3 separate regions of the Homo sapiens genome follow, and regions 1 and 2 are each linked to region 3. Evidence: chromatin loops called from intact Hi-C (ENCODE). Cell type or tissue: heart left ventricle. All regions are shown on one strand. Region 1 overlaps PLCB1 (phospholipase C beta 1). Region 2 overlaps PLCB4 (phospholipase C beta 4). Region 3 overlaps PAK5 (p21 (RAC1) activated kinase 5).

Region 1 (8,000 bases), 860 kb before region 3:
TTAATAATGATATGAATTCCACCAATAAAATAATGTGACATCAAAAAAATCCAAGGTAGTGCTTTTATAAGGTTACAATGTTTTGCCCAAGGCCTTGGATACCATTTAATTATTCAAAACAGAAACTTGATATTTCATTCACAATATAAGAACTTGACACTAAAATCAAAGATGAGGTTTACAGCTTATTTTGGATTCTCTTTAAATAAAATTCTTCCTCCTTCAAATCTTCCTCCTCAAATAATAAATTTGCAAGATATTAATTTATAGAAACAATAGTTTATCAAAATCCCTGAACTTTAAAGCATCCAATACAGTAAAAAGAAAAGGTTTTCCTTTAAATAGTGATGCTATCTCTTTCATTTCTATACTGTACAGATTTGGCATTCACAATGCACTTTCATTGGATGCCTTGGATAAAACTGGGTCCTAACTAGGAAAACCATAGTAATCCCCATTTTTAGAGAAGGGAACAATTGCTCATTATGGTAGAGTGATTTGGTGCCTAATATCAACGGCCAATGAGTTGAAGAACTAGGGTCTTTTTAAATATGTATCAAGAAAAGACCATTCATTCACTTGAATTGAAACTGGTCAATGATTGGTTCAATTCAGCTGCTTTTACGAATATCCTCCATAAAAATTTCTAAAATTTCAATGGATTCTAATGAGGGGCTTTGGGTTCATCTGCCTAAAATAGGGATGAGTACAATAACTTCAATATCCATGTCATGTCCAATTATAAAATCATGGCTCCCAATTAATGATGAAGTTTTTCACTTTGCTTTAGAGCAGGGCTTCTCAAGTTTTAATGTGCATACAGGTGCAGGAAATGGGGAGGTGTGGGTCAAATGATACAAAGCAGGAAATGTGTAGGATGAACAAGTAAAAAAATCTAATGTACAGCGTGAGGACTATAATTAACAATCATGTATCATAGTCAGAATTTTTTCTAAATGAGTAGATTATAGCTGTTCTTGCCACAGGGGGACAAAGCGGGTAACTATGTGAGATGATGGATATGTCTATTTGTTCCCTTATAGTAACCATTTTACTGTACATAGGTATCTTATAACATCATGTTGTATGCCTTGAATTTACACAATAAAATTTATTTTTTTCAACGTGCATACAGATCACTTGAGAATCTTGTTACAATGCAGATTCAGATTCAGTAGGTCTGGCACAGATCACAAAACACCGCATATTCAACAAGCTTCCAGGTGATGCTTATGGCCCATGGACCATATTTGGATTAGCAGGGCTCTCAAACTTTAGCATGTACCAGAATCACCCAGATGGCTTCCTAAAACACAGATCGATGGGTGTCGTAGCCAAAGTTTCTGATTCAGTAGGTCTGGGGCGGACTCAAGAATTTGCATCTCTAACAATCTGCAGTGAAGCTGATGCTGGTCTGGGGACCACACATTAAAAACCGCTGCTTTGAAGCCCTGCATCTTTCTTTCGCAAGAGTGTGGCTCTCCCCAGATGAAACCCATTAATTCCATCCACTCTAAAATGACAGCTTAATCACAGAAACCTGGGAAGGGCTCCAGGAGACACTTTTCCTGGGAATTATCCAGAATTTGTCCCGCAAGTGATTGACCATAGTCCGTACCAAACGATTTGACTTAATTAATCTCAAAGATATATTTCCACAAAATTAACATTAAGAGTTGTTGGTCTACTTTCCTTTAAAAAGAGAAATCCATGATTTCTACCTAGCAGCCAAGAGTTCATTCCTTCTGAATTCTTTGTAAACTGTATCAAAACACTTCTAATAAATTCAAGTTGGTAGGAACTTTTTTATATACATATATTAAAGTTTGTATATGTAACACATATAAAAGGGTCAGCAGAGCTATGTTCTTTTACCCTTTGATAGCCTGCTGAGTAACCTGCTGTTATTATGCATTAAATACAAACTTGTTACAGACAGCAGAAAGCAGCATCTTCACTCTTTTCATTCATTGATTTATTCATTCATTCAAATTTGTTTTATTTTAGCATAACATTTAGGTAGTTCTTTACTTTCAGGACTTTGCCATTAATAATAGAGCTATTTATTATGTACTAACAGGAAACTAAATATGAATTATGCATTCATTCAATATTTTTTTTTTAAAAAAACCCAACTATGTGTCAGTCACTCTGATGGCCATTATATATGTAATGCTGAGGAAAATCAGATGCTCTCATAGCCCTTACAACTTGGAGGAAGAGAGTGACATTATAAAATTTATACATCTATGTGTAAAATTGCAGCTGCTACTAATGTTCAACAAAATGATACCATGTGAATGCTGTTGACTCATGTGAGTGCTTATATGATGACACACAGCCATGCTGTGTCAAGATTCACTTGAACCCATGCTCCAGTTACCGCTGGAAGAACTTGCTGGACATTAACTGTGCAAAACACCAAAAGTACTTTACTTGGTGTTAATGAAGAAGCTCAAAAAACTGAAGTCAACAGATGAATTTATCCAGCTCATTAAAGCTGTCTCTTGCTTCTAACTCACCCTGGTAGACTCTTCAAAATTAGGAGTTTTGACATATTTCATTATGAAAAATTCTAAGCTAACATTGAAAGAGCTGTACAAGGAACACCTATATATCAGCCACCCGGATTCCATAATTAAAATTTTGATGCTTTCACTTGATCACATATAAATCCCTCTATCCATTTATCTATCCATCTTGGTTCAATAGGATGCATTTTAAAGTAGGTTGCAAACATCAGTATACTTCACTCCTAAACGTTTGGGAGTGCATACAGCAGGACAAAGTTTGTTAAAGTGATTCTGAATTTCTTAGAAATATGAGGCAGATACATTATCTAATTTCATTCAACTAATAGAAATTTAAGGTACAAATTGTGCTCATGTTTGAAGAAGCTCCTCCTTAAGGGAAAGGCTGGCTCTAACAAAGCTACTTTCTGACAATATTTGTCCTGAGTAGGGTGGATTTCTGCATGATGAAATTATGAGACTCACCCGTAATACGCTGGAAAAACTGATGGCCTTACCTCTTACCCATGTGGTGCCCATCCAAAGCAAGATGCTGTCATAAGGTAAAAAGAACTGCACTCTTTTTTTTTTTTTTTTTTTTGAGACGGAGTCTTGCTCAGTTGCCCAGGCTGGAGTGCAGAGGCGCGATCTCGGCTCACTGCAAGCTCCGCCTCCCGGGTTCACGCCATTCTCCTGGGTCAGCCTCCTGAGTAGCTGGGACTACAGGCGCCCACCACCAAGCCCGGCTAATTTTTTTTTTTTTTTGTAGTTTTAGTAGAGACGGGATTTCACCATGTTAGCCAGGATGGTCTCGATCTCCTGACCTCGGGATCCACCCGCCTCGGCCTCCCAAAGTGCTGGGATTACAGGCATGAGCCACCGCGCCCGGCCGGAACTGCACTCTTCAGATGACTCAGACAAGGAAAGCATGATCCAACACCTCTAATAGCCCAGTAATACATATGATATTTGAAAGGCCCTTCACTTACCATGTTAACCATTCAGTTAAATCCTCCAAATCCTAATTCTCTGCTGCTCAACCATCAGATCCAAACTTTCAATGCCCAGGACGGAAATCTTTTCAACCAGCACATCAAATGGCTTTTCCTCCTTCTATAGAACTTATAAAAATGATCTTTTCAGTTACCATTTTACTGGTCCATCTGTATTCTATTTTCAGTGCACTTCTGTTCATTTTGGAATTAGGAAGCGTACAAATTCTTTTTATATTTAATTTTAACATTCAAGTTAGGCATATTTTGAAGAAAAAGATATTGCAATGATTGCATTTGTCCACTAGAGGGCAGGAACTTACTTCTGTGGTTCATTCTGCACTTTTTTTTTCACTACCCACCTAAGAAAAATCTAGTCAATGCGACTGAAGTACTACCACCTTCTGAATCTTCTTTCCTTGATAATTGCTTAATTGGAATTTAAATCTTTGAATCAAATTAAGAAACTAGACATTCCTAGTTTCTGTTTCTATCACAATTTCCAGTACCAGATTTTTATTCACTCATAAAAACAAATAATGGGGGAGAAATAAAATATTGACTTCTGCTGATTCTCTTGAGTGGGATAAGGAATTTGGTTTTTGCACTTTGGCTTACAGATCCATATAGTGGAATTATTCGATCTTTCAATTATAATATCAGAAAGTTCAATTTTAGTATTGTACTCCTATAGGTGCTTTTTTTCATTTTTCAGCCATTGTTTTGCTTAACTTATTTAACTTTGTATGTACGGATGCCTTTTTAGTGCAACAGGGTAGTTCTTTGAGAATTATGTTTACATGTAGACATCTCTATCTCAGCAGCAAGTTAAGTTATTATTACGGTTCCTTAAGCTGCTGTTATCATAGAGTGGACTGCTGTAATAGAAAAATTTAGTCTTTAGCATATAGTCCATATTCAAATACTTGTTCACAGTTTCCTGTGTGACCTCTGGCAAGTTACATGACTTTTAATAAAGTTTTTAGTAAAGACTTTTAATAACACCTCCGATTATTTTGCTTTATTATGGTACTGTGCGTGTTGCCTACACTGACTGGCTGTGAAAAAGCTGTTGTATATAACAGTGTCTAACCCAGGATGATCTACAGCCACTTCTAATTGCAGTCTCCATTCGGTAAATGGAATCAATTAAAATGTGTACCTATGGGCTGGGCAGGGTGGCTCATGCCTGTAATCCAGCACTTTGGGAGACCGAGGCAGGTGGATCACTTGAGGTCAGGAGTTCGAGACCAGCCTGGCTAACATGGTGAAACCCCGTCTCTACTAAAAATACAAAAATTAGCTGGGCATGGTGGTGCATGCCTGTAATTCCAGCTACTCGGGAGGCTGAGGCAGGAGAATCGCTTGAACCCAGGAGGTGGAGGTTGCAATGAGCCAAAATTGCACTACTGCACTCCAGCCTGGGTGACAGAGTGAGACTCCATCTCAAAAAAAAAAAAAAAAGTGTCTACAGCCCTTAGCAAAAAAGTTTAAACATTAGTCACATGTATATGTTATAGAATCTTACTTAACTCAGGCATCCCAACCAGTACTGGTCTGTAGCTTATTAGGACCTGGCCCGCACAGCAGGAAGTAAGCAGCAGGTGGGCAAGCAAGCAAAGCTTCATCCCCATCACTCAAATTACTCCCTGAGCTCTGCCTCCTGTTAGATCAGTAGTGGCATTAGATTCCCATAGGACTGTGAACCCTATTGTGAACTGCACATGTGAAAAATCTAGGTTGTGGGCTCCTTATGAAAATCTAATGCATGATGACCTGTTACTGTTTCCCATCACCCCCAAATGGGACCATCTAGTTGCAAGAAAACAAGCTCAGGGCTCTCACTGATTCTACATTATGGTGAGTTGTATAATTATTTCATTATATAGTACAATGTAACAATAATAATAGAAATAAAGTGCACAATACATGTAATGCACTTGAGTCATACTGAAACCATCCCCTCAATAACCTCCTCTCCCCCTGGTCCATGAAAAAATTATCTTCCATGAAACTGGTCCTTGGTGCCAGAAAGGCTGGGGACCACTGACTTAACTTGTATATAACATCTGTCTCCAGAAAATCATGAGGTCCCTGACAAGAGTCAGACTATGCAAGGATCTCCAAATTCCTTAGCCCAGTGTTTAATGTCCTCATTACTGACCCTCTTCTCTATGCCTTTGCTTGGCCACTGGGGCGAGAAGGTAAGAAGCTCCTGGCCCACCGAGTTCCCAGCACAGTCCTGTCACTTCAGCATTACTAAGGATGCATAGCTCACTCTTGCACCATCTCAGAATTCCAGGCAAACTCTGCTCCTCCTGGCAGAGGGTACAGATTGGCAACTTCTGGGCCAAATGCAGTCTGAAGATGTGCTCTGTTTGTCTTTTCAGTGATTGGAAACTGGGAGAGTTCACTCAAAACTTTCATTTTTCCATTTTTCTCAAAACCTGGGTGGAAATAGGCTAAAAATGAACAGCAGCCACTGCCCCATTTACAGGCTGTCTCTCTCCTGCTCTGGACATGACCTCACTTTGCCCTATTGCATTAAATCTACTTCACTGGTTTCTATCATTTCCACTAACTGCCTATTACTCTACAGTGTGAATAGTATCCTTAGGGGTTGTGTCCCAAGAGTGACACAGTCCACTCTACATGGAGACATCACCAGGTGTGACCCCTGGACTAAGCATTTCTCTAAAGCCTACTTCAAAGTCCAGCACCAACCCTTGGTGCCCACTTTATCCCCGACTGCAACCATAAAGTATTTGCCTGAATGTTTACTTAACATCTATCTGCTTTTTAAAAATGTCTTTGATTTTATATAGTACGTCCCTTTTTGGAAGGTGGAGGCTTTGTCTCACATGCCCTTGATAAGCAGAGATTTATTTTTTCCTTTATTTGACTCAAATTGACAATCGAACTTGGTTTCCCAAGGGCATACAGCTACATGGAGTATCTGAAAACCTAATGCAAATCTAAAAATAAACTTGTTGGATCCAGTTTGAATGCACCTCCAGTCTAACACCTCAAGACACTAATTTTAGTTGCCAAAAAAAAAAAAAAAGCCACCATTATTACTTTCACAGAAGCTGGTTTTCCCTAACTTCCATTCTTTCCTCCATCAAAATTTTCTTTTTCTCTATCCTTTTTCAGAGGGCTAATTTTAGTGAGCTGTCACATTGGGAAGAATCTGGTTCATTCCCCACATGGTTTTAGAAACCAACTTGGATATAATGGGGAAGGTCAGATCCCCACGGAATAGGGACATCTTCCTACCTGCTTTCTAAAGCAGCTGAGTTTGGTAACCATGGGCACCCTCTTCAGCTGGGAGGCCAGCAAAGCGTTACCCCTGCTGTATTTAAGCCAAAGAACCACCCACTGTGGGTGTATAGGTCCCATGTAGTCAAATCTAGTTTTTCAAGGGAAGTAAGAAACCCATTGTTTCAGTATAAGATCACCTTAATTAAAAGATTTGACAACACTGGTTGAGCCAAAGAAAATGCATCCATGTACTCCATTGGGACCATGACTTTCCAGTTTGCAATGTCTTGCTGAACAACACATACACAATCCTTTCCCTTTGCATATAATTCTAGGGAGAATTTTTCTGATGGATGTAACTAAATAGTGTGACCATACTGGCACTTACCCATCAGAAGTAGTCATTTTTCAAAAGAAAGATTCTGCCATAGTGAGCTATACAGGCTGCCCCGGTTACTTGTTTAGTCTCCTGTCTCCCCTAACTGATGTCCAGCCACTGCTACTAAGGGCTCTTCCAGCATTGAGTAGGGTGTAGTAAACAAGCAGGGATGATTTGTTGAATTAAAATAAGTTCTGCCATCACTTAATGCAGTTTTGGAAGATGGTTTAAAGATGATTTGGGAAACAGATTAAAAGCCACTGGTGACAATCAGTGTCACTATTTTCACTCTTATCTTACTTTTTATAAGAAAGTTATTATAGGTCAATTTTTCATCTGTAATCACATGCCAAAATGTCACAATGTTAGGCTCCAAAAGACTTCTGGAAAAATATATTTCCTAATGTATTTTTAAAATGTGCTACAAAGTAGAACATTGGGATAGCCTCATTGTCAGTAAAACCTGCCAGGGACTTGGAAGGCAATTCTGATAAAGAGTTACAGAGAATTTAGCATATTGAAAAGCAACATTAAAAGAGTATGTAGGCAATTATTTTATAAGGATCAGCATTTATTCAACAAACATTTTTAAACTGTTTACTGTGTATAAGGTATGTGGAATTAGCTGCTGGAGGGTGTCGAATGAAGATTTTACGTTTCAATGCATTTATTATTATTATTCATTGGTAGTATTCCACAAGCTTAAAGGTTTTATTTGTTTTATGTCAACATAAATAACAAACAGATGCTCTCTAAAAGAAAATGGTATTATTTAAGAATAGGGCATACTAAATTATGTGCTTAGTCAGGGAGGGAAGGAAGACAAAGGTTTGTAAAGGATAAATGAGGAGGGTTACA
Region 2 (8,000 bases), 140 kb before region 3:
TAAAACAGACTTTAAACCAACAAAGATCAAAAGAGACAAAGAAGGCCATTACATAATGGTAAAGGGATCAATTCAACAAGAAGAGTTAACTATCCTAAATATATATGCACCCAATACAGGAGCATGCAGATTCATAAAGCAAGTCCTTAGAGACCTACAAAGAGACTTAGACTCCCACATAATAATAATGGGAGACTTTAACACCCCACTGTCAATATTAGACAGATCAATGAGACAGAAGGTTAATAAGATATCCAGGACTTGAACTCGGCTCTTCACCAAGCAGACCTAATAGACATCTACAGGACTCTCCACCCCAAATCAACAGAATATACATTCTTCTCAGCACCACATCACACTTATTCTAAAATTGACAACATAATTGGAAGTAAAGCACTCCTCAGCAAATGTAAAGGAACAGAAATCACAACAAACTATCTCTCAGGCCACAGTGCAATCAAATTAGAACTCAGGATTAAGAAACTCACTCAAAACTGCAAAACTACATGGAAACAGAACAACCTGCTCCTGAATGACTACTGGGTAAATAATGGAATGAAGGCAGAAATAAAGATGTTCTTTGAAACCAATGAGAACAAAGACACAACATACCAGAATCTCTGGGACACATTTAAAGCAGTGTGTAGAGGGAAATTTATAGCACTAAATGCCCACAAGAGAAAGCAGGAAAGATATAAAATTGACACCCTAACGTCACAATTAAAAGAACTAGAGACGCAAGAGCAAACAAATTCCAAAGCTAGCAGAAGGCAAGAAATAACTAAGATCAGAGCAGAACTGAAAGAGATAGCGACACAAAAAACCCTTCAAAAAAATCAATGAATCCGGGAGCTGGTTTTTTGAAAAGATCAACAAAATTGATAGACTGCTAGCAAGACTAATAAAGAAGAAAAGAGAGAAGAATAAAAAAGATGCAATAAAAAAATGATAAAAGAGATATCACCACCGATCCCACAGAAATACAAACTACCATCAGAGAATACTATAAACACCTCTATGCAAATAAACTAGAAAATCTAGAAGAAATGGATAAATTCCTGGACACATACACCCTCCCGAGACTAAACCTGGAAGAAGTTGAATCTCTGAATAGACCAATAACAGGCTCTAAAGTTGAGGCAATAATTAATAGCCTACCAATCAAAAAAAGTCCAGGACCAGACAGATTCACAGCCGAATTCTACCAGAGATACAAAGAGGAGCTGATACCATTCCTTCTGAAACTATTCCAATCAACAGAAAAAGAGGGAATCCTCCCTAACTCATTCTATGAGGCCAGCATCATCCTGATACCAAAGCCTGGCAGAGGCACAACAAAAAAAGAGAATTTTAGACCAATATCCCTGATGAACATCCATGCAAAAATCCTCAATAAGATAAATACTGGCAAACCAAATCCAGCAGCACATCAGAAAGCTTAACCACCATGATCATGTCGGCTTCATCCCTGGGATGCAAGTCTGGTTCAACATATGCAAATCAATAAATGTAATCCATCACGTAAACAGAACCAATAACAAAAACCACATGATTATCTCAATAGATGCAGAAAAGGCCAACAAAATTCAACAGGCCTTCATGCTAAAAACTCTCAATAAACTAGATATTGATGGAATGTATCTCAAATTAATAAGAGCTATTTATGACAAACCCACAGCCAATGTCATACTGAATGGGCAAAAACTGGAAGCATTCCCTCTGAAAACTGGCACAAGACAAGGATGCCCTCTGTCACCACTCCTATTCAACATAGTGTTGGAAGTTCTGGCCAGGGCAATCAGGCAAGAGAAAGAAATAAAGGGTATTCATTTAGGAAAAGAGGAAGTCAAATTGTCCCTGTTTGCACATCACATGATAGTATATTTAGAAAACCCCTTCATCTCAGCCCCAAATCTCCTCAAGCTGATAAGCAACTTCAGCAAAGTCTCAGGATACAAAATCAATGTGCAAAAATCACAAGCGTTCCTATACACCAATGACAGACAACCAGAGAGCCAAATCATGAGTGAGCTTCCATTTGCATTTGCTACAAAGAGAATAAAATACCTAGGAATCCAACTTACAAGAGATGTGAGGGACCTCTTCAAGGAGAGCTACAAACCACTGCTCAATGAAATAAAAGAGGACAGAAATGAATGGAAGAACATTCCATGCTCATGGATAGGAAGAATCAGTATCGTGAAAATGCCCATACTGCCCAAGGTAATTTATAGATTCAATGCCATCCCCATCAAGCTACCAATGACTTTCTTCACAGAATTGGAAAAAACTATTTTAAAGTTCATATGGAACCAAAAAAGAGCCCTCATTGCCAAGACAATCCTAAGCAAAAAGAACAAAGCTGGAGGCATCATGCTACCCAACTTTAAACTATACTACAAGGCTACAGTAACCAAACCAGCATGGTACTAGTACGAAAACAGAGATATAGACCAATGGAACAGAACAGAGCCCTTAGAAATAACACCACACATCTACAACCATCTGATCTTTGACAAACCTGACAAAAACAAAAAATGGGGAGAGGATTCCCTATTTAATAAATGGTGCTGGGAAAACTGTCTAACCATATGTAGAAAGCTGAAACTGGATCCCTTCCTTACACCTTATACAAAAATTAATTCAAGATGGATTAAAGACTTAAATGTCAGACCTAAAACCATAAAAGCCCTAGAAGAAAACCTAGGCAATACCATTCAGGACATAGGCATGGGCAAGGACTTCATGACTAAAACAAAAAGCAATGGCCACCAAAGCCAAAACAGACAAATGGGATCTAATTAAACTAAAGAGCTTCTGCATGGCAAAAGAAACTACCATTAGAGTGAACAGGCAACTCACAGAATGGGAGAAAATTTTTGCAGTCTACCCATCTGACAAAGGGCTAATATCCAGAATCTACAAAGAACTCAAACAAATTTACAAGAAAAAAACAACCCCATCAAAAAGTAGGCAAAGGATATGAACAGACACTTCTCAAAAGGAGACATTTATGCAGCCAACAGACACATGAAAAAATGCTCATCATCACTGGTCATCAGAGAAATGCAAATCAAAACCACAAGAGTTGCCATCTCACGCCAGTTAGAATGGCGATCATTAAAAAGTCAGGAAACAACAGATGCTGGAGAGGACGTGGAGAAATAGGAACGCTTTTACACTGTTGGTGGGAGTGTAAATTTGTTCAACGATTGTGGAAGACAGTGTGGCGATTCCTCAAGGATCTAGAACTAGAAATCCCATTTGACCCAGCAATCCCATTACTGGGTATATACCCAGAGAATTATAAACCATGCTACTATAAAGACACATGCACACATGTGTTTATTGTGGCACTATTGACAATAGCAAAGACTTGGAACCAACCCAAATGTCCATCAGTGATAGACTGGATTAAAAAAATGTGGCACATATACAACATGGAATACTATGCAGCCATAAAAAAGGATGAGTTCATGTCCTTTGCAGAGACATGGATGAAGCTGGAAACCATCATTCTCAGCAAACTATCACAAGGACAGAAAACCAAACACCGTATGTTCTTACTCATAGGTGGGAATTGAACAGTGAGAACACTTGGACACAGGGTAGGGAACGTCACACACCGGGCCTTTTGGAGGGTGGGGGACTGGGGGAGGGATAGCATTAGGAGAAATGTCTAATGTAAATGACGAGTTGATGGGTGCAGCAAACCAACATGGCACATGTATACCTATGTATCAATCCTGCACGTTGTGCACATGCACCCTAGAACTTAAAGTATAATAAAAAATAAATAAATAAATAAAATAAATCCATGGCAGAAGCACTTTTCAAAGCAACAGCAGTATTTTAGCTTTTTCTCAAACCCCTGGTGGTTGTGTTTCTTCCTCATGATCACAACTATTATTCTTGGTTAAAAATCTTTGCTTTCTTGACATTTGTCAGCAACGTTTGGTCATTGGTGTTTGTTGAATGAATGAATACAGAAAGGTCAATTTCCTAACAAGTTATGGTAAAATCTGAGAGTGATCTTCTTGTGTCCAGAGTTTCTATACATGTTCCTGCTGGAGTGGCTCTAGGGTAGCTGAGTGAGCAACTCTCCAGTTCAGTATTGCCCATCTCTTTGGATGCAGAGCAAATAGCAGTGCCTAGGTAACCTGACTGCTTGTATGCTGGTTTCCAGGCAGTGCTTTCAATAGATCTCCATAGGTTATAGAAAAAAATTTTTGTAATAATATACTATGTAGCATTTTAAGTTTTATTCCTTTAATGCATGTGTGTCATGCATACACATGCATTCCCACATGCAGTGGTTGGTCACCTGCAAACCTACTTTTTTGCTATTCCCTGTGCTTACTTGAAACCATTTAGTCCCTTTCATTCCTGTGGCTGATAGAAACAGGAAGGCCGTTTGTGATGGTTAGAACATTTTCTCTCTCTCTTCCAGCCCATCTGATCCCAAATAATATGAAGCAAAACTGAGATCTTTATATTTATGGGCAAAAATACTGTCTCCTCATCACAGGCCATCACTGTCACTTCACCACTAGGTGGCCACTGCCCCTCAAGGATCAGCATCCACATAGCTTGGGGTCCCGTCCCTCCTTTTTCCAAAATACAGAAGTCGATGAGCTCAATAATAGAAAGAAAAAAAAAGAAGAGTGAGAGGAGTGAGCCTAGTCATATTGCTATAAACAGAAGTATTTTTGTTTTTTTCCATGCTTAAATTATGTCTATATATATAAAATGTAAACTTTACTGTTGTAACCATTAAGTGCATGACATTAAGTACATTCACTTTGTTGTGTACCCGTCACTGCCACCCACCTCTAGAACTTTCTCATTTTCCCCAGGTGAATCTCTCTACCCATTAAACACAAACTCTCCATCCCCCCTCCCTGTTTGTTTTCTTGTTTTTAATACATAGGGAAAGCAAGGAAATGCGAGCACACCAGGCTAAGATTTCTATGGAAAATAGCAAAGCCATCAGCCAAGATAAATCTATCAAGAATAAAGCAGAACGGGAAAGGTAAGTCTGAGAGTGTTCACTGCAGGAATATGGCATTGACTTGAGGACACAGTCTCAACTTTCTTTATGTGTGTACACACACACACAACTGAGACAGCAAAACACTTGTGGCTTTTGACTAGGAATTCTGCTATTATAACTGCAATGGAGATTTGTTATTATCACTGTAGAACAATCGTCCACATTTTCTGGTTGCTTACTACCACCAGTAAAATTAGTTTACATTCAATATATATGTGCTGCTTTACAAACAAAGTTGCATAAAATATGACATAATAATATAATTCTTTTTTTTATTTTATTCATTTTTTTTTTTGCTTGTTTGTTTTGAGATGGAGTCTTGCTTTATTACCCATGCTAGAGTGCAGTGGCACAATCTCAGCTCACTGCAACCTCTGCCTGGGTTTGAGCGATTCTCCTGCCTGAGCCTCCCTAGTAGCTGGGATTACAGGCATGCACCACCACACCTGGCTAATTTTTGTATTTTTAGGAGAGATGGGGTTTCACCATGTTGGCCACACTGGTCTTGAACTCCTGACCTCAAGTGATCTGCCCGCCTCAGCCTCCCAAAGTGCTGGGATTATAGGCGTGAGCCACTGCGCCCAGCCTATAATCAATATAATTCTGAAGCATCCTTCCCAGGTTCCACTGGGTCATTCTGCAAGCCTCTCCCCTGCTCAGGTGTCAGTCCGTTCTGGATGGGCCAGTTCTGAATAGCAGCAACAGTCAGGAGGGCGGTCTTCTTCAGTAGTCCTTCACATGGGATCATCTTGAAAGCCCCCATCCCATTTGTCTCATTTGTCCTTATGTTAGGTGAGTTTTCTGGAAGCAGATCAAGGCAGGAATTGATGTGCTTGTGATTCACTGAGGAAGGGACCTTCAGAGAAAGGGAGTGAGAAAGCAGGAAGGCCCAGGGCAGGCCCTAAGCAAGGATGTGGTCTCACCTAGGGTCCCAGTAACCTCAAATAAAAAATTCCACCACAGATTTGTCCCTCTTTGAAGCAAGAGTACCTGGCTTTTGTGTTTCCATATTAGGCAGTCATTGGCCGCCTGAGACTGGGGGGAAGGTTTGTGTGTCCTCTATAGAAGGTGCCAAGTGCAAGCCCTTTAGACACAGCTGGTGAAGGGGATCTGAGGAGCTGTCAATAGTCATGTTACCCAAGGGATAGGCACTTAATTCCCAGCGATCACCAGTGCTGCCCATCATCCACCTCAAGGAACATCTGAGAATACAAATGCTATCAGCTCCATAACCAAGAGCCTGGATTACGCCACCAGCAGTTAGGGACAGTGGGGTTCCTTCTTTTGGGGGAATAATACCTAGCAAGAAGGTGGCCTTTTGGCCAAAGTCCAACAGAGAAAAGCTGTTTTATGAGCCAGGTGCAGTGGCTCACACCTGTAATCCCAGCACTTTGGGAGGCCGAGGTGGGCAGATTACCTGAGGTCAGGAGTTTGGGACCAGCTTGACCAACATGGTGAAACCTCACCTCTACTAAAAATACAAAAAAATTAGCTGGGTGTGGTGGTACCTGCCTGTAATCCCAGCTACTCAGGAGGCTGAGGCAGGAGAATTGCTTGAACCCCAGGGGCGGAGGTTGCAGTGAGCCGAGATCCTGCCATTGCACTCCAGCCTGGCCAACAGAGCAAAACTCCATCTCAAAAAAAAAAAGAAAAGAAAAAATGTCATTCTCTGGATGTTATTCTCAGATAAGCAACTTTGTTTAAGGGCCTTATATACATGGAAATGACACCTTCTTCAGTTTGAAAACACCAAATATTCCAGCCATGATAAAACCTCATGAATTTGAACTGTTTTAGACTATCCAAAGTGAAATATAGAATTAACCATGACAAATGTGCCAATTAATAGCTTTTTACCATCTTTTTCAAATATGTTACAAAGTAGACTTTAGCTCGGTTGAGGTCAAATTATCTTCAATTTGGAGTTACTGCTAACTTAATTAGCAAGGGTCTTAAAAATTTATCTTATTTTGAAAACTGTACTTATTTGTTGTAACTTTCTATTTTTATTTGTGCAACTGTATGGGGGTACGTGAGAAAACTTTACATGTATACAATGCCCAGTGATCAAGTCAGGGCATTTAGGTTGTCCATCACCCAAGTACTATACATTTGTGGCTAAGTATAGTCACCCTACTCTGCTATCTCTTATAAGTTTGTATCCAGTGGTATGTGGTTCCAAAATATCTACAAATTGGCTGTTTTTTAAAAAATAATTTTTCTATACCAAATGATAGTTATATTCTAAACCCATACTGTGTGTATGTTTGTATCCACTTTATCAAACTGAGGAGAAATAAAATTTAAAAATTTGTCATAGCACTAAGAAAGATACATAGAAACTGAAAATCATACTTACATTTTTAGATCAAAGAAGACATTTTAACAGAAATTACCCAATATTTATAACTGAATGACAATGTAAACACTATTTATCAATGTGTAGAGGGTAGTTAAAGTGATATTTGGAGGGAAAAATATAGCCTAGATGCATATATTTTTTAAAAGATGTGAAAATTAATGAGCTAACCACTCAAAGAGAATATGAAGTTGGAAAAACAGAGTGAACCCAAAGATCTCTGATGGAAAGAAATAAATTTAAAAAGCAAAAAATACTGAAATAGAAAACAAAATGCAATAGAGAACATTCAGAAAAACAAAAGCTTATTTGAAAAGAATAATAAATCAGTTAACTTTCACCAAGACTAAAGAAGAGAGAGAAAGCACGAATTAGTGATGTTAGGAATGAAAAGGGGAATTAACTACAGAGAAAAACGCTTTGAAAAACTAAGTCTACTATTAAAAAAAACTACCAATAAATTTGAAACGTTAGATGGAGTGGAGAATTGCTTTGAAAAATATAAATATCCAAAACTGACTGAAAATGGAGAAAACCTGAACAGACTGGCAATTATTACAGAAGTTCAAGAAGTTATAGGTCTTTTCA
Region 3 (8,000 bases):
GAGTCCACCAAAGCTGCAGGTAAACTCAGGTGTGTTCAGGGGATATGAAGCAGGGCATCTTCATGACTGCTGTAGCCAGCTTTGCACATGGATAGATGTAGGTTTGAATATCTGCTCTGTCACCTAACTATAAGGTCTTATGCGAACTATGGAAACCTCTCTGTAAATATCAGATTCCTTCCCTAAAAAACAGACATAATGATATATTGCTAGATTGGAGGAAGGATTAAGTGAGACATGGTATGTGTTAACACCTGGCACAGTGTCAGGTATACAGTGGACAACTACTATTGCTTCCCCACTGGGTTAAAAGTGAAGAGAATTGCCAGGCAAGGTGACTCATGCCTTTAATCCCAACACTTTGTGAGGCCAAGGCAGGCGGATCACTCGAGACCAGGAGTTAGAGACCAGCCTGGTCAACATGGTAAGACCCCGTCTCTACTAAAAGTACAAAAAATCAGCCGGGTGTGGTGGCATGCAGCTGTAATACCAGCTACTGGGGAGGCTGAGGTGGGAGAATGGCTTGAACCTTGGAGGTGGAGGTTGCAGTGAGCCGAGATGGCGCTACTGCACTCCAGCCTGGGTGACAGAGCGAGACTCCATCTCAAAAAAAAGTGAAGAGAATTTAGACAGACTAGATGGTCAAAAGTGTAAGCACCAGTGTTACTCACTTTACTTAAATTTCTGGATGCTTAGTAGGTTGATATGATTTGGATCTGTGTCCCTGCCCAAATTTCATGTCAAATAGTAATCTCCAATGTTGGCGGTAGGGCCCGGTGGGAGGTGACTGGATCATGGGGGGTGAACTTCTCATGAATGATTTAGTGCCATCCCCTTGGTACTATTCTCATGATAATGAGTGAGTTCTCACAAGATCTCAGTCTTCAAAAGTGTGTGGCACCTCCTGCCGCCCTCTCTTCCTCCTGCTCTAGCCATGTGATGTATCTGCTCCACCTCTGCCTTCCCCGATGATTGTAAGTTTTCTGAGGCCTCCCCAGACACCAAGTAGATGCCAGCATCATGCTTCCTGTGCAGCCTGCAGAGGAGGTGAGCCAATTACTCTTTTCTTTATAAATTACCCAGTCTTAGTTAATTTTTTGTAGCAGTGTGAGAATGGACTAATACACAGGTGCTTGTCAAGTGAAGGAAGGAGTAAAAGACCCCACATGTGGACCGTAGCCCAGGAGGGGCAATAACTACAATTATATACAGTGGCATGAATAAGGCTGAATCTCATAATCATAATGTTGAGTGAAAGAAATCAGGCACAATCATACAGGTACTAAAGAATTCCATGAAAATTAAGTTCAAAAACCAGCAAAATGTATAGTTGGCAACGGTGACCCATGGAGGTGATTGAGAATGGAAGCAGACACAAGGTGAGAATCTGCTGGGGTGGGTCTATAACATCGTGATTCTTGATCTGATGTGTTTCCTTTGTGAAAATGTGTTGGGCTGTACACTTCATAACTTGTGCACTTAAAGAATACATTAAATGTCAATTAAAACTTAAAAACATAGGGGTGAGAGAGTATAGGCCTTGGTTTTCAAGCATTGTAGGACCTGCCTCCCCATGAAATGAGAAACAGAGACACCAAGAGATAATTTCCTTCTGTGTGCATCTAGAACAAAGAGACTTAAGAAAGCCAATCAATTTTAGAAAATTAACTAAAATTTGATATAAAAGATCTTTTGCTGATTTATGTTTTAAAAATGAAAGTCTATATTTCATATTCTCTACTAACTTCCTCCTCCCATACCTTCTAATTACAGAGGGGAAAAGAGTAACGTTGGAGTTGAAAAGCCTGGCAGACACCATGTTCGACTGAGTGATCAGAGTGAGCGCCGCCAGCCATGAAACACACTGAATCTGGAACAATGGTGCAGCCCACTATGGCTTCTCTGATAGTCCTGCCAAAGGTGCATCACCTGAACCTGACTATGAGAAAGTGTCAGCCAAAGGAAAATGGAGGGACATTCTGTAAAACAACTGGCCTGTGCTCTTCAGAAGTGCCAAGGCCAATATAAAGAAAGGCTGAGGAACTGTTCTGGAATCAATAAGACTAAAAAGAGATATGACAAAATATGCAACATGTGACTTTCAATTGGATCTTCATTATTAGGGCAACTGGAGAACCTTCTTGGGACCTGATAAATAAGTGGCAGTAAGGTCTCAGTGTTAATGTCTTAATGTTGATGGTGGCATGTGGCTGTGTAGAAAACGCAGGCATGGCGGCTCACACCTGTAATCCCAGCACTTTGGGAGGCCAAGGTGGGAGGATCACTTGGGCCCAGGAATTAAAGACCAGACTAGGGAGACCCTGTATCTACAAAAAATATTTTAAAAAATTAGCCAGGCATGGTAGGTAGCATGTGCCTGCAGTCCCAGCTACTCCGGAGGCTAAGGTGGGAGGATTACTTGAGCGTGGGAGGTTGAGGCTACAGTGAGATATGATCTTCATGCCACTGCCCTCCAGCCTGGGCAATGCAACAAGACTCTGTCTAAAAAAAAAGAAAAGAAAAAAGAAAAGGAGAAAAAGAAAATGATGCTTCTTTTTGGTACTATTAGTCGATTTAGACTGCTTTAACAGAATGTCACAGACTGAGTGGCTTTTAAACAATAGAAATCTATTTCTCACAGTTCTGGAGGCTGGGAATTCCAAGATCAAGGTGCTAGCAGGAACAGTGTCTGGTGAGGGCACACTTCCTGGTTCACAGACAGCCATCTTCTCACTATAACCTCACACAAGGGAGCTGTATGGGGTCTCTTTGACAGGGACTCTAATACCATTCATAAGGGCTCTGCCCTTATTGACCTAATCAATCACCTGCCAAAGGCCCCACCTCCAAATATCACCACACTGAGGGTAAGGATTTCAACATACAAATTTTGGAGGGATACAAGTATTCATTCTATAGCAGGTAGGTAACACACTATGGTATTTGGAATGACAGAATGTCAGGTTGGCAACTTAATAGATTCAGGACATAAAGTTCTTTATATGGTACTTGTAACTTTTCTGTAAATTTGAGATTATTTGAAATAATGAAAAGTTAGGAAGTTTCTATGAATGCCTTAGCCAAGAGGACTCCAGCGCTTGGAGGACAGCCAGTCAGTCCAAAACTTGAGGTGGAAGCATTCCTTCCTGGTGTGGATTTGAACTGGCAAGTAATCCTCCATTGTCTCTAGGTAAGACATGGTGTTCAGACATCCATGATCTCAAGTGATGTCTTTTAATTTGACTTTCAATCTTGTTTTCAAAATCAGAGGAAAAATATTTTAAATATCAAATATCTTCTCTGCATGAGCAGACAGGGTATTTTTAAGAGAAAAATGTGTGTGCAATGTGCACATATTCTGAAATTAAAAGCAAGTTAATAGGGGGATTCTAAAATGAATTAATTTATAGGAAGCTGCTGAAACACTATTTGAATCATTTAGATTAAATGTGCTTTACTAGACAGATCCACTTCTACTGTGTTCTATTATCAGCAGTAGATTGGCCCTGACAGCCCTAATAAATTAAACTGTCCAGCTGCTGCTCCTTCATCTATCTGATGCAGCTGGTGATGGCAACAAGAATAAAAGAAGAGAAAAGGAAAACCTTAGAAATGAAGGATCTTCAACATGATGAAGAATAAAGCAACGTATCTGCAGATTTCGTGAATTAGTGATGCCTCTTCACCAAGTTGTACTTATTGTCGGGAACATATGAATTCAACCCCCTGGTGGAAGGGCTCAGGATGAGAGAACCGCTTCTCTTTGCAGTCAGACACCTGGGCTTTGTGTAACAAGGCATTGGCAACCACATGATGCTGGGTGGGAAGGGGAAAGCACTTTACACAGCCTCTCTAGTAATGAAGACAGACTTGCCTTTGCCTCCCCAGGCCCAGTTCAGTGGCTGTAATTTGCAAGCTGATGAGTTGGCTTTCAGGTAGAGTCACAGCCAAGAGAATGAGTCAAATGAAGACATCACCTGCAGTTGCAACCCCGTTTGTCCTGCCCTAAGCAACTGAGCTAGTGCCACCACTTTCCAGATTGATGAAAATCAAAGTATCACAGTTTAACCTCGCATAGGTGCCCACATATCCAGGTCGAGGGCAAAACATAAGTGTGAAAACACTGACAATTTCCAGGCAAAGACACTCAAGGGGACAGAGCAGGCCGAGATGCAAACTCTTCCTTTCCTTCTGCAAGGCCTGCGTTTATGGTGGGGGTCACATGGAGCAAATGAGTCCACCAAAGGCACAGTCCTGGAGTTCTGCTGCCAACCCTCAGCCACCAGTGGTCAAAGCCATCAGAGGCAGGAACATGAGGGTGTTTTTGCATTTGGGCACTGGCCATACTATCCTGGAAGATTTTACACCAGCAACACAAAACATTAAAAATGACTATAAATTTTGACAAATTTTCAATTTTAGGAATTTGGAAACTTTGGCCTGTATATTAGTCGGTGGAACTTTAGCATAGACATTATGTCTTCCTGTTTAAAATTCAAATGGATCCTCAAAAATGGTTCCAAATGGAGTGGAAAGAAATCCAGACAGGACAGATGGATATGTAACACTCTAAATCCATTCTATGGAAGGTCTGTAATCAGCCTGTGACGGTAGAAGTAAGTGCCAAATGGTACTTTTCCTTTGAGGTAACCAAGTGTAGTAGCTTTTGTTTTGTTTTGTTTTAAATAAGACACAGCCTTTGTTTTCTAAGAACAACACACAAAGGAATTAAAAACGACTCAAGCCTGCCCCCTGGTGTGAAGATAGATAAAAGCAACCGCAAGGTCTTAAAGTCATCTTCCTGAAAGTATCTTGGTGAGAGCTGAAATCACACCGCCATACGCAAAGCCGAATGTATATAATTGGCTAATAAACTTCACAGTTATTTTTATATTGAATGTCTTCAGAATTGGTATAGCCACTATGGAAGGCATCAAAGAAATGGAAGAATTAGCTTGCATCCTCCAGATAATCATTACTAAACACTTCCCTTGCATGCTGCCCCTAGGTAGAGCTTGAATGTGGCCTTGCACAGTAAGCCTGTACTGGCAGCTATCTCTGTTGTGTTTCTCTGGAATTCTAAAACAAAACTGCTGGGCATGGGGTTTTGATGTGGTTCCATCCCATGACTGTAGACCGATTCTGCATGGTGCAGTGTGCTTGCAGCATTATTACTTAAGATCATATATATTAATATATTTAGCCAAATAGCAAACAAGGGATGTACCTGATGCTTGAATTAACAAATAGGCAAATATAAGATGTCGGCATGTGCAAAAGATCCTAAGGCATTTCCTTTTTGGTCTTTGTAGCAGACTCTGTTGACAGGCTACATAGATGCGCTTGGATTTCTTTAACTGTTCTGGCGTGTCCCTCCCTCGGCATCTGTGTGCTTTGTTTCTAATGGTCTGTGCCCGTAATTTATTGCTGTCATTTGAATGTATGTGTCCCTCCACATTTCACAGGTTGGGAGTGAAATCCCAGTGTGAGGTGGGGCTGTCAGGAGGTGGCTATGTCATGAATGAGATTAGTGCCCTTATAAAAGGTTAAGGGAGCTAGGTGGGCCCATTTCCCCTCCATCTCTTCTGCCACGAGAGGACATGGCCTTTGCCCCTTTTGGCCTTTTTGTCCTTCAGTGCTCATTCAAATGGACATCTCGGAAGCAGACTGTGCCCTCACCAGACGCAAAACCTGCTAGCACCTTGATCCTAGACTTCCAGCCTCCAGAACTGCGAGAAATAAATTTTTATTGTTGGTAAATTTTCCATTCCCTGTATTTTGTTACAGCAGCAGGAAAGGACCAAGATATTCATCTCCAATGGACTGTTCTTGGCCTATTGGAATCCCTTTGCCTGCATAGGCAGAGAAGTGGTAATGCCGGGGAGTAATATGCCACTCTGGAATAGGAATTATTTTAAGTGGAGGCAATTGAGAAAAAGTGGATTCAGAATGAACTCTCTACTCTCCTCCTATCTGCCCAAAAACAGAACATAAAGTCCTGTTGTGAAGGTGTCCCTGCCCCCACCCAAACTGCCATTCCAGGAAGGGGATAACGGCCTTATTATCAGAGAAGAGATGGTACTGAGAGAGTCTACACAAACACACCTTACTCACTAACCCTATCTTTTATATGTTTCCCCATGTGTTTACCTTCCCACAATTTGCCACCCCAATCATCAAAAGCTCTTTTCTTGTCACTTCTCTACAAAATTATCCATCTTTGTTAAGATGCCATATAAGCCCCAAGGTCTAGTCACCCCTTTGAGTTACTCACCACGGAGTTCTCCCGTGTATATGCAAGCTGCACGTGCTAATAAACTTCAGCCTGTCTGTTTGTTTTTATTGTTGTTCTTCACCTATCTTTCATAACTCTAATTTGCAGGGCCTCAGCTGAAGAACCCAGAAGACAGTGGAAAAAGTTTTTCCCTCCCTATATGGGAGTGTGAGAGCCCAACTCTGCCTCAAGAGAGAAGAAAGTCTAAGGAGTTACTTGTGCTCCAGAGCTCCCTGGGAATCAGACAGAGGTGGGAATTTACTTGAGACTGTCCATTACTCACTTTTGTCCCTTTCCTGCCTATTTCCTTCATGCAATTACTAGTTTTTCTTGGGAACACTTCCTCCATAAATTCTTTGTGCAGGAACTACCACTGTGATGTCTCTTCTAGGGAGCCGTCCTGAAAAACTCTGTTCTCCTCTTTGCAGGCAAAACAATGTCATTCTGCCACCCCCATGCCCCTGAGGCACAGGGTGTCTGGCCCCCCATGGAAAATGCTGCAGGGATATGTACTGATTAGACACTGAAACAGAGCAGACAGCAGACCCCCAAATCTAATGCTCTCAATGAGGCCCGTCCTCTGGGGCCGCCCTGCCCTCAGCTCCTACACGCGGCTCCAGTTCTCACTGGGCCCTGTCTGTTGTTCCTCCTGGCACACTTAGCGCATTTCCTCTTAATGTCGTCTCCGTCTGGAGAACATATTTCTCAGTGTATTTGGCCGTTCTCACACTGCTATAAAGAAACACCTGAGACTGGGTAATTTATAAAGAAAAGAGGCTTAATTGGTTCAAGGTTCTGCAGGCTGTACAGGAAGCATAAGTCTGGCATCTGCTCAGCTTCTGGGGAGACCTCAGGAAACTTACAATCACAGCAGAAGGCAAAGGAGAAACAGCCATGTCACATGGCCAGAGCAGGAGCAAGAGAGAGAGTGGGGAGGGGCCGCACATTTGTAAACAACCAGATCTTGCAAGAACTCACTCATTATCATGAGGACAGTACCAAGACGGTTGGTGCTAAACCGTTCGTGAGAACTCCACCCCCCCGATCCAATCACCTCCCACCAGGCCCAGGCTCCAACATGAGTGATTACAATGCAACATGAGATTTGAGCAGGTTACAAAGATCCAAACCATATCACCCAGCTACCCCCAGAGGCGCTCCCTCAACCCATTCTCATCTTTGCTGAAATGTTACTTTACCTTCTTGGACCACCCCATTACCCTGTCACTTTTTCCCCTTTTCTCTAGTTTCCTCATGACATTTATCACCACGTGATGTTTATTAGTTTTTACTGTATCTCCCCCCCCATTAGACTATACAATCTATTAAAAATAGACTTTATTTTACCTATTATTCAATCCCTATTACCTAGAACAGACATGATGAAAAATTGTCTACAAAAGTCCAAAGAGCTAATATTTTAGGTTTTGTGGGCCATCAAGTCTCTGTGGCAACTACTTAACTACTCTGCCACAGCACAGAAGTGGCAATAGAAAATGTAGAAATGAATGAGTGTGGTTGTATTCCAATAAAACTTTATTGACAAAAACAGATGGGATGTCCATTTTCCAGTGACACGTAGGAAGCTTGGAGGTTGCCATGCCATCCTAACAATAATTTAAAAACTAAACAAACAGAAAATTTCAAGAATCTTCTTAGTTCTGTCAGAGAAGTAAGGCCACAGGGCAAACTGCTCCTCCAAATTTGGAGAGGCAGACAGGAGGAT

Evidence for each region. A loop is a pair of places that touch in the nucleus more often than their neighbours do. Peaks named below come from ENCODE experiments on the same cell type or tissue, not always from the same donor. Only the 100,000 strongest peaks of a DNase experiment are listed, where the experiment ranks them.
Region 1: it touches region 3 in a loop (8-fold over the local background); 20 of 110 quality-filtered maps call a loop at or near these places.
Region 2: it touches region 3 in a loop (4-fold over the local background); 23 of 110 quality-filtered maps call a loop at or near these places.

Annotation. Positions count from the first base shown.
Region 1 is chr20:8,747,843-8,755,842 of GRCh38, forward strand. All of the region lies in intron 23 of PLCB1 (phospholipase C beta 1), which reads left to right. Among named protein-coding and RNA genes, the nearest start is that of RNU105B, 79 kb to the right of the region's middle. In heart left ventricle, CTCF peaks have their summits at 3,810 (motif pointing right) and 4,013; no DNase peak of the experiment used is centred here.
Region 2 is chr20:9,463,641-9,471,640 of GRCh38, forward strand. PLCB4 (phospholipase C beta 4) reads left to right here. Exons shown (of 40, transcript NM_001377142.1): 36 at 4,931-5,032. Among named protein-coding and RNA genes, the nearest start is that of LAMP5, 47 kb to the right of the region's middle. In heart left ventricle, a CTCF peak has its summit at 4,566 (motif pointing right); no DNase peak of the experiment used is centred here.
Region 3 is chr20:9,605,324-9,613,323 of GRCh38, forward strand. The region is part of intron 3 of PAK5 (p21 (RAC1) activated kinase 5); the gene reads right to left. LOC105372523 (a long non-coding RNA gene) reads left to right here. Exons shown (of 3, transcript XR_937250.3): 3 at 1,774-1,851. Among named protein-coding and RNA genes, the nearest start is that of LAMP5-AS1, 94 kb to the left of the region's middle. In heart left ventricle, a CTCF peak has its summit at 4,765 (motif pointing left); no DNase peak of the experiment used is centred here.